Regions from separate parts of the Homo sapiens genome. Here region 1 is linked to region 2. Evidence: chromatin contacts called from ENCODE Hi-C data. All regions are on one chromosome and are shown on one strand. Each heading gives the region's core, a stretch centred on a gene start or an enhancer-like site at or near the end of the contact. The rest is flanking DNA. Distances are from core to core; before and after follow the strand shown.

The links. Hi-C counts contacts between places; a loop is a spot of excess contacts on that map. Pooled maps may share reads with other maps.
Region 1: a map of PC-3 shows a loop between it and region 2 (4-fold over the local background). The contact joins the promoter of TINAG-AS1 here to the enhancer-like site in region 2. A Hi-C loop is called at or near these places in 1 of 168 maps with a recorded cell type or tissue (PC-3), 2 of 37 single-sample maps with no recorded cell type and 3 of 50 pooled maps.

What each region holds. Positions count from the first base shown.
Region 1 is chr6:54,362,637-54,370,052 of GRCh38, reverse strand. TINAG-AS1 (TINAG antisense RNA 1) reads left to right here and starts at 2,427. Exons shown (of 3, transcript XR_001744174.2): 1 at 2,427-2,511; 2 at 2,875-3,048; 3 at 4,534-4,613. The region is part of intron 9 of TINAG (tubulointerstitial nephritis antigen); the gene reads right to left.
Region 2 is chr6:53,980,383-53,986,884 of GRCh38, reverse strand. LOC101927189 (a long non-coding RNA gene) reads right to left here. Exons shown (of 4, transcript NR_125842.1): 2 at 4,035-4,127. Among named protein-coding and RNA genes, the nearest start is that of MLIP-IT1, 15 kb to the left of the region's middle. RefSeq lists an enhancer at 2,059-3,258. Within about 2 kb of position 4,089, at least 3 of the 41 ENCODE cell types and tissues checked have a DNase peak (open chromatin) inside an H3K27ac peak, as active enhancers do; they include PC-3, where a contact is called at or near this core.

The sequences.
Region 1 (7,416 bases), core at 1,178-3,677, 380 kb before region 2:
ATTCCTGCCTTCTTAGAACTCTCTTTCCTCTAGGTCTGTGTGACATCAACTCCTCATTGTTTTCCTCTTCCCTGTTTGGCCATTTCTTTTTAGTTTTCTGATAATCTTCAGTAATTTAAAATCTTCTGGAGGTAATTATAAGGTAACTTTTCATTGAAAAAATTCAGATTAAACTATCTGGACCTAAAGCTATTTGGGGTAGTATTAATTTATTTCCTCAATGGTTTAACCCTATAATCATTTACTTAATCTAATTTTCAACTCAGATTAAATTTATGTGTTTCTAGAAAATTAAATCATAAGGATTGATGAGTTGGCTTTATTAATATCATAATGGCAGTAATTATAATGATGATATTTAAAATAGTAACAGTTGTTGCTAACTCTGTGTATAGTGCTTCAATTATTTAATGCTGTTCTAACTGCTTCCCATACACTAACTCAACGCCATGCTCCTAGTCCTAATACAGCCAAAAATATTCCTAAACATGAAATGTATAATTTTAAAATGTACCTTAATAACAAGATTCTAATGTTTTAGCTCAAAACTCCTGGATTATATTTTTAAGTTTTAAAATTTATTTATATAGTATACATATAGAGATTATCATATATATGTGTGCTCTTGCATTCTAAAAGTTCCAAACAATTTAGTAAGCATGAAACAAAGCTTTTGGATTTCTTTTGAGTTGTTTTAATGTGTATAATAGTGTATTTCTTTCCATATCAATAGACCAAAGTTCTTTTCTTTTCTAAATTATACTAATTTTCACTATCACTGAATGTCATCTTTTTACAAGCAAAAAGTGATTTTCTAAAAATCGTGTGAGAATTACTGCATATGGAGATGAGTAAGCTCATGAGGAGCAAGCATAAGTGACTTATTTTCAAACACCAGCCTTACAGCTCATGTTTCAAATTTTCTTACAAACATTACATATTGAAATAACTCTTGAATTCTAGGGCTACTTTGCAAGTCATAAAAACCAGGAATGTTCGATTCAAAACTGTCAAATATCTACGTTATTACTTTTATGATCAGAAAACAGTAAACATTATTTAAAAATATATCTGAATATATTTCATATATTGTATATCATAAATATCTACATGTAGCCTTCAAATGTGTAATAAAAAATGTACAAGCCTTCAAAATTTCAATGTAAGAATCTCTGAAATATAGCATTTATCTGAAGAAAACAAAATGCACGGTACTTAATAGTAGTTTTTAAAAAGTAAAAATACCTATATTATCTCTTTATTAGTTAAAAAAATTCAATTTAAGTTGTTCTGAGGTTTTTGTTTTGTTTTTTAATCTCACTTGGAAAAATAAACAAGAAAATAACTACATAAATATTGAGAAAAATGAGAGCAATGAAGCAATGCGTGCAATACCTGGTAGTAAAACTAAGTGGAATACATTGAATTATAAAAGTGAGCATGTTGAACAAGACACCCTAGAATCAAACCCTAATAAATTTATATAAGAATTTAATAAGCAATAAAATGCATTAAAAGAGTGAGGAAGAGGTACATTATTAATTATGCAATATTGAAGCTTTTAGTTCAGAGTTTGAAGAAAAAAATTAGATCTTCACCACACATCATATGCCCAAATATCTTTCAGGCATACTTTTGACATAATTACATAATAATTTAATAATGTATAATAATAATTAATATAATGATTTAATAACTATTATTTAATATTTAAATTATTATTTGATTATTACTTAATAATTACTTTAATATATAACATATAATTATATAATATGTTATATATAATACATTATAATATATTATATGTTGTATATTATAACATATGTAACATAATATTTAGTATAATATATAACTTTTAAAAATCTAGAATAAAAGTTAAAATATTATACAGGTCAAAACCATCAGAAATAAAATTACAAAATCCAACAATAATGGGGTTTACTCAATATTCTAAAGGGATATTTCTTCTCTACGGACTCAAAGTTTGTGTCCCCCCAAAATTCCTATGTTGAAATCTTAACTCCCATTGCAATGGTATTAGGAGGTGGGGTCTTTGGGAGTGATTACTTGATGAAGGTGGAATCTTCATAAATAGGATTAGCCCCTATAAAGGACACCATAGAGAGCTCCCCTGTGTGAGGACACAGCAAGACAGTCATTTATGAACAAGAAAGCAGGCCCTTCATCAAACACCAAATATGCTGGTACTACAATCTTAGACTTTCCATCCTCCAACACTGTGAGAAATAAATGTTGTGTAGGTCACCCAGTGTATGATATTTTTGTTACAGCAGTCTGAAGGAACTAAGACAGCTTTCAATGCATAATGAGCTCATACACAACAAGTTTTAAAAACTAGCACTCTACTAGAAAAATAAACAAAGAACAACAATAAAGAGTTCACAGTAGAGGATGCTCAAATGAATAATTAACACGTTCGCCTTTAATTCTGGGCCATTTTCTACTCCAGTTTTCACTTGTACCATCTCTACAGCACCTGCACATGCTCAGGTAGGGTTCTTCTCTTTGCTTCTATATACTTTTATGCCATTCATTTCTAAACCAATGAATTTACAATATTACCTGTCCATGTAGCTGTCTCCACTATTAGACTATGTGCACTTCAAGGTCAGGCAAATTTATGTATGTATTTCCCGGAGCTCATCTTTGCCAAAGTGCATCAGGAAAACATTCCTTTTACTTTTTAAATGTTATTCAGCTTCCACTACTTGCCTTGCAGTTTACTGAAATCCTCTTTCTTTACTTTGGTCACAGTTCCTAAACTCAGATTTATCTCAAAGTAGAATGACTCAGAACTAGGATGCTGAACTGAACTGCTTGCAAACGTAAAAGACATATTGGTCTCTTTATCAGGAACATCATTTCAAAGGATACGGGGAAAAGAGATGTCACATGAACACGTCTTAGAATTTACACTGTAAATCAAACAATGTTGCTGCAAAGGCATGTAAGTTAATATAGAAACAATGGAAGAATGTAAAGAAAACTCAGAGACAGGGAAGAAAGCCAGGATAGGCTCCAAGATCAGTAAGTAGTCATCATTAAATAGAAGAATGGCCCCCTGTCTTGGCTACCTCTTAGTATCATTTTTTATTAGATTCCTCCTTGCTCTACACTTACTCATAAGTTCCTTCAGATTCCTTTAATATGTCATATTCTATCTCCCTGTGAGATTAGGCATTTCCTGCTCATATTTCCTGGAGCAGCTTTCTGTTTTCATATATCCTTAATACTTTCTACTTGCCTGACTACATTCCACAGTAGGTGTCATTTTTTCCTGGCAACCTTCCCTGGTCCCCAGATTTGGAATTATGTGCCTTCCTAGATAATGCACATCTTCGCTACTCAATGTATATCCCTATCCTATCTCCATCTACACACTTAAGACATTGGACATTGGCACTTTCTTCTCTCTCTCTCTCTCTCTCCCTCCCTCCCTCCCTCTTCTCTATCTCGATGCTGAGGACAGAGGCACTATTCTATTGATATTTGTATTCTTAATGCCTGCCATGGTACTTGACATGTATTATGTGTTTTTAAAGAATTTCTTGTTGAAAAATTAAGCAAATGTTTTAATCTATATATTAAACATGTAGTTCAAAGCAAGAAAGAATATAATTTTAGATATTAAAAAAACTGCATTTGTTTTTATCCTAAAGAATTTTCTAGTAAAAGAGGGAACAGAGCAATTGTTTGAGAAAACCTAAGAGGCAACCAGACTTTGAGGAATCTTGACACTGTATCTTTCCTTTTCACACACACACACACACACACACATACACGTACGTGTACGCATATAGATACAGTATTCATAGACCATTAATTTTGAAGTCAGATAACCTGAAGAGTTGTCTTAACACTCTCAGTCTCTTATTTCTGGCAAAATGAAATAATAATTCCCACCTCATGAGGATTTTAAAAGTATGAGGGTTGTATTTCGTGAGAGTTCTACTACAGTTGTTTAGTGATAGTTCTACTACCGTGATTATGGATATAGTTGGTATCAAAAGCATGTATTACTTTATTCATATTTTTGAGACAAGGTCTCTATGTTGCCCAGTCTGTTCATGAACTCCTAGGCTCAAACAAGATTTTTGCCTCAGCTTCCTAAGTAGCTGGTACTACAGACACACACCATTGCACCTGGCTGTTCAAGCTTATAAAGCAGGGATTCTCTAAATTTCTCAGTGAAGACTCTCTAAAGAGAGAACATACAATCTCAGAGACCCTGAGAGATACAGACCAAGGTAGCTCTCTACAAACTCAAAATTTGAATCTCTAATGGGTTTTTCCTTTAAAATTTATGCAAATTTGGAATTCTACTCCAAAATATAACTCATTAAAATGTTCCCATCAAATCTTTTCATTTTCCAGTCACCTTTGCATTTGGGTGGAGCCATTGAATGAGTTCTAGCCAAAGGAATATGAATGGAGTTGTGGATTGTTTCTGAGTTAAGGCTTTAAGAAGCACATTTAAGAAGGCTTCCTTATGCTCTTCTTCATTGTCCCTAGGCTGGATGAGATCACAACATGTGACCCTCACAGATGATAGATCAAGAAAATGGGAAGAGCTTCAAAGCCCTGAAACCATATAAAGGAGAGTCACCCAACAACTAAAAGCACCCATCCTAAACTATTATGTGAACAAGAAACAAACCTCTATTAATATATTTGAATTATTAAATATTTTGAGTCTATTTGTGGTAGTGGCTACTGTTATTCAAACCAGTGCACCCCACCAAAAAAGAAAAGTGCAAGGAGGAGAGAAGCCTTTTGCAATCGAAAGACATTCTAACACCCGAATTAAATGTTATTGCAAAGTCTATACTAATTATCGCACATTTATTTGCATTTGCTAAATAAGCATAGTAGAAATGTTCATTCAACTGTCTTAGACTTCCCCATGCATTAAGAACCTCTAATTAAAACATCTGCTCTGAATTGATCAATTTGCCAGAGGTTAAACATAACATAGCATGAAAATTCAGCTTAGCATTCAGTTGTTTTTCAAAAAGACAGAGGAAAAAGAAAAGATAAATGGAGAAAAACAAATGGTGGCCCCAACAAAACTATGTCAAATAATTTGTAATTGCCCTAAATAATAATTTATGATCTTGGATTTCTTAAAATTTATTTGTATGGAAAATATGGTAAAAATACATTAAAATTCAGTACTGAGGCATTATTTTTCTGCTCTCCTAAAGGGCAAATATCTTTAACCAGAGCTAGATAGACAGATGATAGATAGATAGATAGATAGATATAGAGATATCAATGGTTTATGACTACAAAGTATGGTAACTTATTGAGGTACCTAAAATAGAAAACTATGGCTTTTAATCACTTTATAAAACTGTATTCTTAACCTGTAAAATATTATTTCCTTATTATTACATAATTACTTTTTTATTTTCTCATAATGGTTTTAAAAATCTAACAAAAAAGAAACTAAAGAATCCTAAAATCACTGAGATCAGAATTATCATGACAAACTATTATGTGAACAAAAAATAAACTTCTATTAATATATTTGAATTATTAAATATTTTTAGTCTATTTTGACTCAATCATTTTTCTATCTTCTCCAAATTCCTCAATTCTCTCCTTTTATCAGTCTTATGCCATTTATCAGTCTTTCTGTCATTTTAGTAACATATCAATCTTTGAGTTGATGTGTTATGCATATCCTAAACCCTTTTTTCGTTTCTGACTTTTTATTGCACCCATTTGGAAAATCATCAGTCTTGGATGAACTCATTTTCCCATTTCTCTTTGCATACAGATGAGCAGTTGACCACAACTGCAGAAAGCACACACAAGAGGGCAGAAAGGTACTATTACCAATGCCTAATGATCCCTTTGGGTTCCCCTGGTTATCTTCCCCTCCTAAACACCTAGATGACCATTACAAACTATCTAATTTTCCTCACATTTCTAACTGTACATTCCTCTCCTCCCACCACATCTTTTTTCTACAGATAACCTAACCTTCTAGCTCCTAAAGATAAAAGAGGCACTCCAACAGAAATTTTTCTAAACTTACCACTACTCTAAACACCAAAACATTTTCAACTAACCTCATTTTCTCTCCAGATACAACAGAGTTACCACTTGGTCCCCTCTCTAAGACCAATTTCTATGCATGCTCTTTGAATACCAACCTTTCCAGGCTTCCAGCTTTCTAAGAAACCCTACATTAGCAACTCTCTCCTACTTTTTTCTTTTTAAACCTCACTGGCCTCTCCCACTCTGTCTCTGTAAACTCATCCATTTCTAGTCAGTAAATAAATATTGAATGTTCTCATGGCTTAGTCTCAATCAGTCTGTCTTCTTTTTCTGTGTAGCCCTACCCATGCTCAACTTTTCTCTCTCCTGTGAGATCAGTAAATCTGCCTGTTTTTTTTTTTTTTTTGATACCCGTTGGCACTTTTTTGTCTCAAAAACATCTCTAAACTATGAGATCCCACAGTAGACTTTTTCTCCATCTCATTGTATGACACCGTTCCCTGCCATAATTCTAAAGGTGGATCACTCTTGACTTCTCCTTCACCATGCCCCATTACAAACTCACATCATGTCTTACAGCTTTTCTCCCCAAATATGTCTTGATCCACTCATATCTCCCAACTCTTCCACCATCTTACCAAGTCCAAACTCTTGTCTTTTACTTGCAATACAGAAATTTGCCTCTATATCACTCTCTTTATACTCAGAGCAATCTTTAAATAATGCAAACAAAGATTATGCCACTTTTCTACTTAAAAAACTTCAATTACTTTCCTTTGCTCTTTATATCTTTAACCACATACTTAACATCCTCGACAAAAATCTGTGATATAGTCTACAAGTCCTGCCATTTGTGATTCAGCAAATACAATCTTCCTTGTGTCCACACAGTGTTGTGTAGTCTTCTAAGCATAGGGACTTCACACAAGTTGCTCCCTTTGCATGTTTCTATACAACCCATAAATCCCAGCTCAGACTTTACTTCCTCAGCGACGTTTCTCAGATCTTCAAAATTGGGCCAAATCTATCATATGTCTTCTTACCACTTTCTACCTTTCCTTTATAAAATAAAATTGCAGAAATTCAGTCAAAACTTCAGGCTCTACTTCTAATTCTAGTTGTTTTTCTATTTCCACCACATCTGCAGTTTCTTTCTCCACTAAAGTCTCGAAATCCACCCACAGTAATCCCTGAGGACTGGAATCAACTTCTTCCAAACTCCTGTGAATGTTGATATGTCGAACTTCTATGAATCACAAGTGTTCTTAATGGCATCTAGAATGCAGAACACTTTCCAGAAGTTTTCAATTGAGTTTGCCAAGATCCATCAGAGAAATAATTATCTATGGCAGGTATAGCCTTATGAGATGCATTTTTGAGTAGTAACAC
Region 2 (6,502 bases), core at 2,840-5,339:
TGCTCATTAAAGACTCAGCCACTTGGCTCTTGATTTTAGTCCTAATGCTGACCCTCTTCCTCACAGCCATGAGTCTTTGAACAAATCTTTTCTGAACCTGTTTCCTCAGCTGAAAATGGGGTGGGAGAATGTGTGGTTGGTACAGATGATGACTAACTCCAAAATTAATTCCAGGTGCTATGATACTGCTGCACTCATCCAAAGGGACACTTCTCTATCATGACTCAATTACCATGCAATTAAAAAAATTTCAAAGTACCTATTAAATGATGCCCAGATGCCCAGCAATAATAAAATTATATCCCAATCCAATAGCTGGGTTTTTAACAAGAGAATAATCCGTATACAACTCAGGTTGTGGGGTGGTATGAGGTTGAGATAGCCTACTTTCTTTTTAAATCAACCCAGAGTTTGCTTAAAACAAACAAGAACTTAACTTAGGTTATTTGAAAGTTCATTCAAAAAAGCAAACTCCGATGAAGAAAAACCACAATGAAACTATTCTCAGCTCTTCTTCTGAGGTGAGACTGACACCTGCTGGCCTCCTTCTCCTGTGCAGACACCCTTTGGATAGAATACACTTTTGCAAGATTCTAATCCTATTTATGCAAATGTATCTAGAATTACAGTTATTTGAAAAGAAATGCATGAGCGCATTTATACAGGAGAGGTACTAAGAGCAAGATACAATAATATTTCAGTTATATGTTTGGAGACTAGGAGGAAGGCAGTGTGATGTGGTCCCTAGCTGGCTGCAGGTTCCAATCCCAGTTCTACAACTCTCATTTGAGGATTAGGATTGAGAAAATCACAGGTCAACAATAAATACCTTTCTCTTTCTCTCTCTCTCTTAAATCTCTCTCTCTCTCTCTCTCTCTCTCACACACACACACACACACACAATGATTCAAAGATTCTTTAAGAAATTTGTTTCAAATTTTCACCATCATTTATAAAGCTCTTTAATCTGTTAGTGATAATTACGTGTTTATAGAAATCAAGGTGACAGACAATATAAGAGAAAATGAAAGAGAGAAACCAAAAATAAAGAAAATAAAGGGAGAGAGAAAAAGATGAAGATAGAGTCAGAGGTAGATATGGAAAAAGAGGCAAAACGTGAAGTGGCAGATCCAGGCATAAAGAAACAAATGCCTCAGAAGACAGAGACAGAGAAATCTTGAGTAAGGAAGCAACATAGAAGATTGTTGACTTCCCCCAAACTAAAACTACTTGATAAAGTAGAGGAAAAATGATCCAAGAGCATTTAAGTTGTTTGTTGGCTGACATTTCATTTAGCTGGCTGGTCTCCTAAGCTGCCAATTTTCTCCTTGTGACTCTGTGGTAAGAAAGATCGTGCACAGTTCCTATGGTTCCTCCACAAAGCAGCAGAACATTCTCTGTAATATTCTCTGCAATGAAGAGCACATTTCTGAGGCAACACTAAGAAGTCAAGAGTTTCATTTAAAAGGGGGCTTCTTAAAGTAAGAAGTCCCTTTGGATGTATGCAGCAGTATCATAGCACCTGGAATTTTGGAGTTAGCACTGAACACTTCATTTTCTTCTAATCGGTTTCATAGCACTGGGGTGATTATACTTGGGGAAGCAGGAGGGGTGAGATGTAAATGCAGCCAAGGCATGTATATGATGTCTAGGTGGCTCCACCCTAAATGAACCCCAGGATAGCAATAGAGAAAGCACAACATATTCAGCTGAAATTAAAAATGAATCAGAATTAATCTAGATATGCTGAAAACTAGAATGATATATGCTTCTTCTGCTATAATTTTTCTGCTTTTTGTTTGGAGTAGAAGTCAGATTTATCCTCTCTGAATCTCTGATTCATTATCCATAATGCGCGGACACCAGCAACCTACCCTATTTACCCTGAAGGATTATGAACATCAAATGAAATAATGTCTGTGAAAACACTGTAAAATTTTCCAGGACTGAAAAATTGTGGACTCATAAAAAAAAATTCTTTCTGGATAGGTGGCAGAGTAAACAGCCTTGGAGAACAGAAAGATGCTAAGCCAAAGCCATCTCCAAGCAGAAAAACCATTCCCAACAGGACCATGCCCTCCCACTAGGCATTTGGCCAAAAACTCTCAGAAGCCATGGTACGGAGGCTTAGGGACAGGGTTAGCCAATGGGAATATTAGGCACACAAAAGTTCCGTTTCTGCCTCTCAGAGTTGATTTAAACAGATGTTCTATCCATTCTTCATTTGAACAAGCTGTTATCAAGTTGGTTTCAAATTACTAGGGAAGAAAAACTGAATACACCCTTCCATCCCTCGAATTGCAGATTAGAAGTGGCTATATAGGCGCTGCTGGAGAAGAACAAAATGAAGCTTCTCCTATGAGTAGGTTCCAACCTTGGTCTTAGCTGTCACTCACCAACCCTTGGTTTTGTGTGTGTGACTCACAGAATGAGGATCCTGGGCAGGGGTGCATTTTTCCCAGGTCCCAGGCACCCCTGGCTCTCAAATGAACATTTGATTCCACAGAGTCAGACAATGACCACACAGAGGAAATGAATCACAGTCATGTCATCACTTATATGCTTTTCCAGTTATTTGGGATAATTATACTCTGACGCATGATTGAGTGAGTTCTTTAAAATTTAGAACTTTGAAAACCACATAGAATCAATTATTAATGTTATCTAGAAACAACCTCCTAATTGTGCCTAAAAAGCAAGTAGTTGGACAAAAAGACTCAGAAAAGTTCCTTCCAGAATGGTAATATTGGTTTGTTTTTATTTCCCTAGTTATATGAAAGGTGGATCTAATCATGATTTTGTGACCTTGATAGAGAAGTCCAAATAGAGCGCACATACCCCCAGAGTAGGCAAAAAGAAATGATCATAACTACAATTTATATTTATTTTTTACCTAATATTTTTAACAATTATAACATTGTGTATATTTATGAAGTGCATAATGCCAAAATGCACTTAAACAATTTAAATATTTACATGATACATAAATAAAAATTTTCATTAATATCAGTGCCCTATCCCCAAAAAACTTTGCAGAACGTGGAAATACAATGAAGTATATTCTGCCATGTAAAAAAAAGTCACATGTTGCCTGGTAGTTTGGTTGATACTAAAGGCTCGGTTCTGTCCCAAGCTAACATGTGTCATAGGCTAATATTAAAATCCTTTAACTTTTATCCTAAGTGCAACCAGTAAAATAGTGAAAATCCATTAATGTAATCAATTACAACTGATATAGTTTGGATGTTAGTCCCTCCAAATTTCATTGAAATGTGACCCCCAGTGTTGGAGGGTGGGCCTGGTGGGAAGTGTTTGGGTCACGAGGGTGGAGCCCTCAGGAATTCCCTGTGAAACTGAGTTCTTGATCTATTAGTTCATGTGAGAGCTGGTTGTTTAAAGAGTCTGGTGCCTCCCTCCCCTCTCTCTTGCTTCCTTTTTCAACATGTGACATACCTGCCTTCCCTTCACCTTCCACCATGACTGGAAGCTTCCAGGGGCCTCCACAGAAGCCAAGCAGTTGCTGGTGCCATGCTTATACAGCCTGCAGAACTGTGAGCCAAACAAGCCTCTTTTCTTTTTAAATTACCCAGCCTCAGGTATTTCTGTATAGCAAGGCAAAACAGACTAATAAAACAACTAAAGCAGAAGTAACGGAGACTGGTCTAGTGGCATTACAGATATCATTGTATAACACCCATGTAACCTACACACAAAGCCATGAAAGTACTAATGTCAATCATAGGTATTATCTTTATATTTCTCAATAGAAGTGTGTCATAACATTGTAGCCATGTAAAGCTAACTGGGAATTGAGCTTTTCTTCAATCCAAAGACTGGGAAATTAAACTTGATCTTCAAAATGGCAGTTAAGGGCATAAGAAGCTAACATGACAACCACGTCCTTGTCAAAAAGTGCATACCTTTATATTGACCTCATCTGACAAATGTCAGGAATTGCAGACAGAAAAGATGGTACAACACTGGCTTAAATATAGCATCAAGGAGCCATCTATGCCTGTATATGTGTAACTTACTGTGATTACGTGATTCACTTTCCAGAATGAGGCACACTTCAAAGTTGACTCATCGGCAAAATCAGGTGAGCCAGGTTCTAAGACAGTGCTTTCCTAGGAAGCAAAAATTAATTTATCAAGCTCCTCTTATTTTATTATGTCTGGCCTTGAATTTTAAATAAATAGAAATGATCTACATGGTCTTCCATTCACCTCATTCTGACAGAATCCAACCCCCAAAGCTATGGAGATGTTGACTTCCTCCTGATTCAATGAATAAAATTGGGATGACAGAATCCCTTGGGCATGACTTTCTCTGTAAGTGCTGCTAAAGAGGGCGGTAAATTCCACTCCTCAGCTACTGCCAAGGACCAAAGCAAACAGCAAATGCACTCCAGAGGTCAATTGCAAGAGGTTTTCAAAATTGTTCCTTTATTAATACACAACTGATTGATCAAGGACATGGACAATAAGTTATTGCTACTTATCAACCTAATGGCCTAACACTCTTACTTACCCTGGTTTGTGGTTGGCAGAAAAGTAGATCCTTTATTGGCCTCAGTGAGTCCTCAGCTTGCTTTCTTCCCTACATTCTGCCCCTCACTTTGATAAACCATGTCTACTCATTGCTTTGGTAATCATTATGATACTCATGTAACCAGTTTTTGTTTATCTGGCTTTCCTTAATGTTCTTTTTTTTATGGATGAATTGATTGATTTGTTGATTTTAATGGGGAGACTTAGTGTTATGCTTGTATCTAGATGAATTCAGACTAATGAGTAAGGTGGTCACATGAGTATCATAATGATTACCAAGGTCAATAGCTTGCAATCCAGCATCCTTATCGATACCACACTGTACATGTCTTACAAAACGGATTTAAAATATCATACAGATGTAATTACCAGGAGTTACTATAGATCAGTGGTCCCCAACCTTTTTGCCACCAGGAACCAGTTTCATGGAAGACCATTTTTCCATTGACCAGGGGTGGCGGTTGGGAGTTGGTTTCAGGAATAAACTTCCACCTCAGACCATCAGGCATTAGGACATTAGATTCTCATAAGGACCATGCAAACTAGATCCCTCGCATGCGCATTTCACAATAGGGTTTGGGCTTCTGTGAGAGTCTAATGCCACAGCTGATTTGACAGAAGGCGGAGCTCAGGTGGTAACGCTTGCTCACCTGCCGCTCACCTCCTGCTGTGCAGCCTGGTTCCTAATAGGCCACAGACCAGTACCAGTCCAAGGCCCAGGGGCTGGGGACCCCTGCTCTAGATGATGCCTGCTGGAGTCTCTACCTATCCCATAATCCTTATTCCCTGAAATCTGGGTTTCATGTTTATACTCTTGTCATCCAGACTCTGCCTCCACCACAGCTGACTGGACAAGCAGGGATCACCTGACCAGGGGATGGCCTGACCCGGGGGAATCATCTGGCCAGTGAAGATCACCTAACTAACAAGGATCACCTGTTCTCTGAAATCCAAAAGTTACAAGCATATGAAAAAATGCCTAACAACCCTAATCATCAGATAAATGCAAATTAAAACCACAATGACATATTACCTTACACCAGTCAGAATAGCCAGTACTAAAAAGTAAATGGATGTTGATGAGGATAGGGATAAAAAAGAATGTTTATACACTGTTGGCAGGAATGTAAATTAGTACAACCTCTATGGAAAACAGTATGGAGCTTTCTCAAAGCGCTAAAAATAGAACTACCATTCAACCCAGCAATCCCACTACTGGGATTTACTGATATCTACCCAAAATAAAGAAATCATATAAAAAAGACACCTGCACTCATAGTTTAATCACAGCACTATTCACAATAGCAAAGTTATGGAATCAACCTAAGTATCCATCAATGGATGAATGGATAAAGAAAACATGGTATATATACAGCATGGAATACTAGGCAGCCATAAAAAAGAATGAAATCATGTCTTTTGCAAAAACATGGAGAAACTGGAGGCTATTATCTTAAGTAAAACAACTCAGAAACAGAAAGTCAAATACAGCGTGTTCTCACTTATAAGTGGAAGCTAAATAATGTGTACACAGGAACATAGAGTGTGGAGTAATAGACGTTAAAGACTCAAAAGGGTGGGTTGGTGGGAGGGGGTAAGGAATGAGAAATTACTTAGTGGATATAATGCATGTTATTCAGGTGATATTTATACTAAAAGCCCAAACTTCACCACTATGCAATACATCCATGTAATAAAACTGCATTTGTACTTCTTAAAATGTATGCAAATAAAAAACCAAAAAAAATAAATCAAGAAAAAAACTTTATACAGAGATAGTTCTGTAAAATCAGGGAAAACTGCAATTGTATTCCTCTGATAAAGTCAGAACGTTTTCCTCTTTGTTTGGAGATTTTTATGGTTTTAAAAAATTCAATTCCAAATAAATACATAAATAAATTAATAAAACAAAAGGAAAATTAGCAGTCAAAGAAAAATTCAATTCTACATAT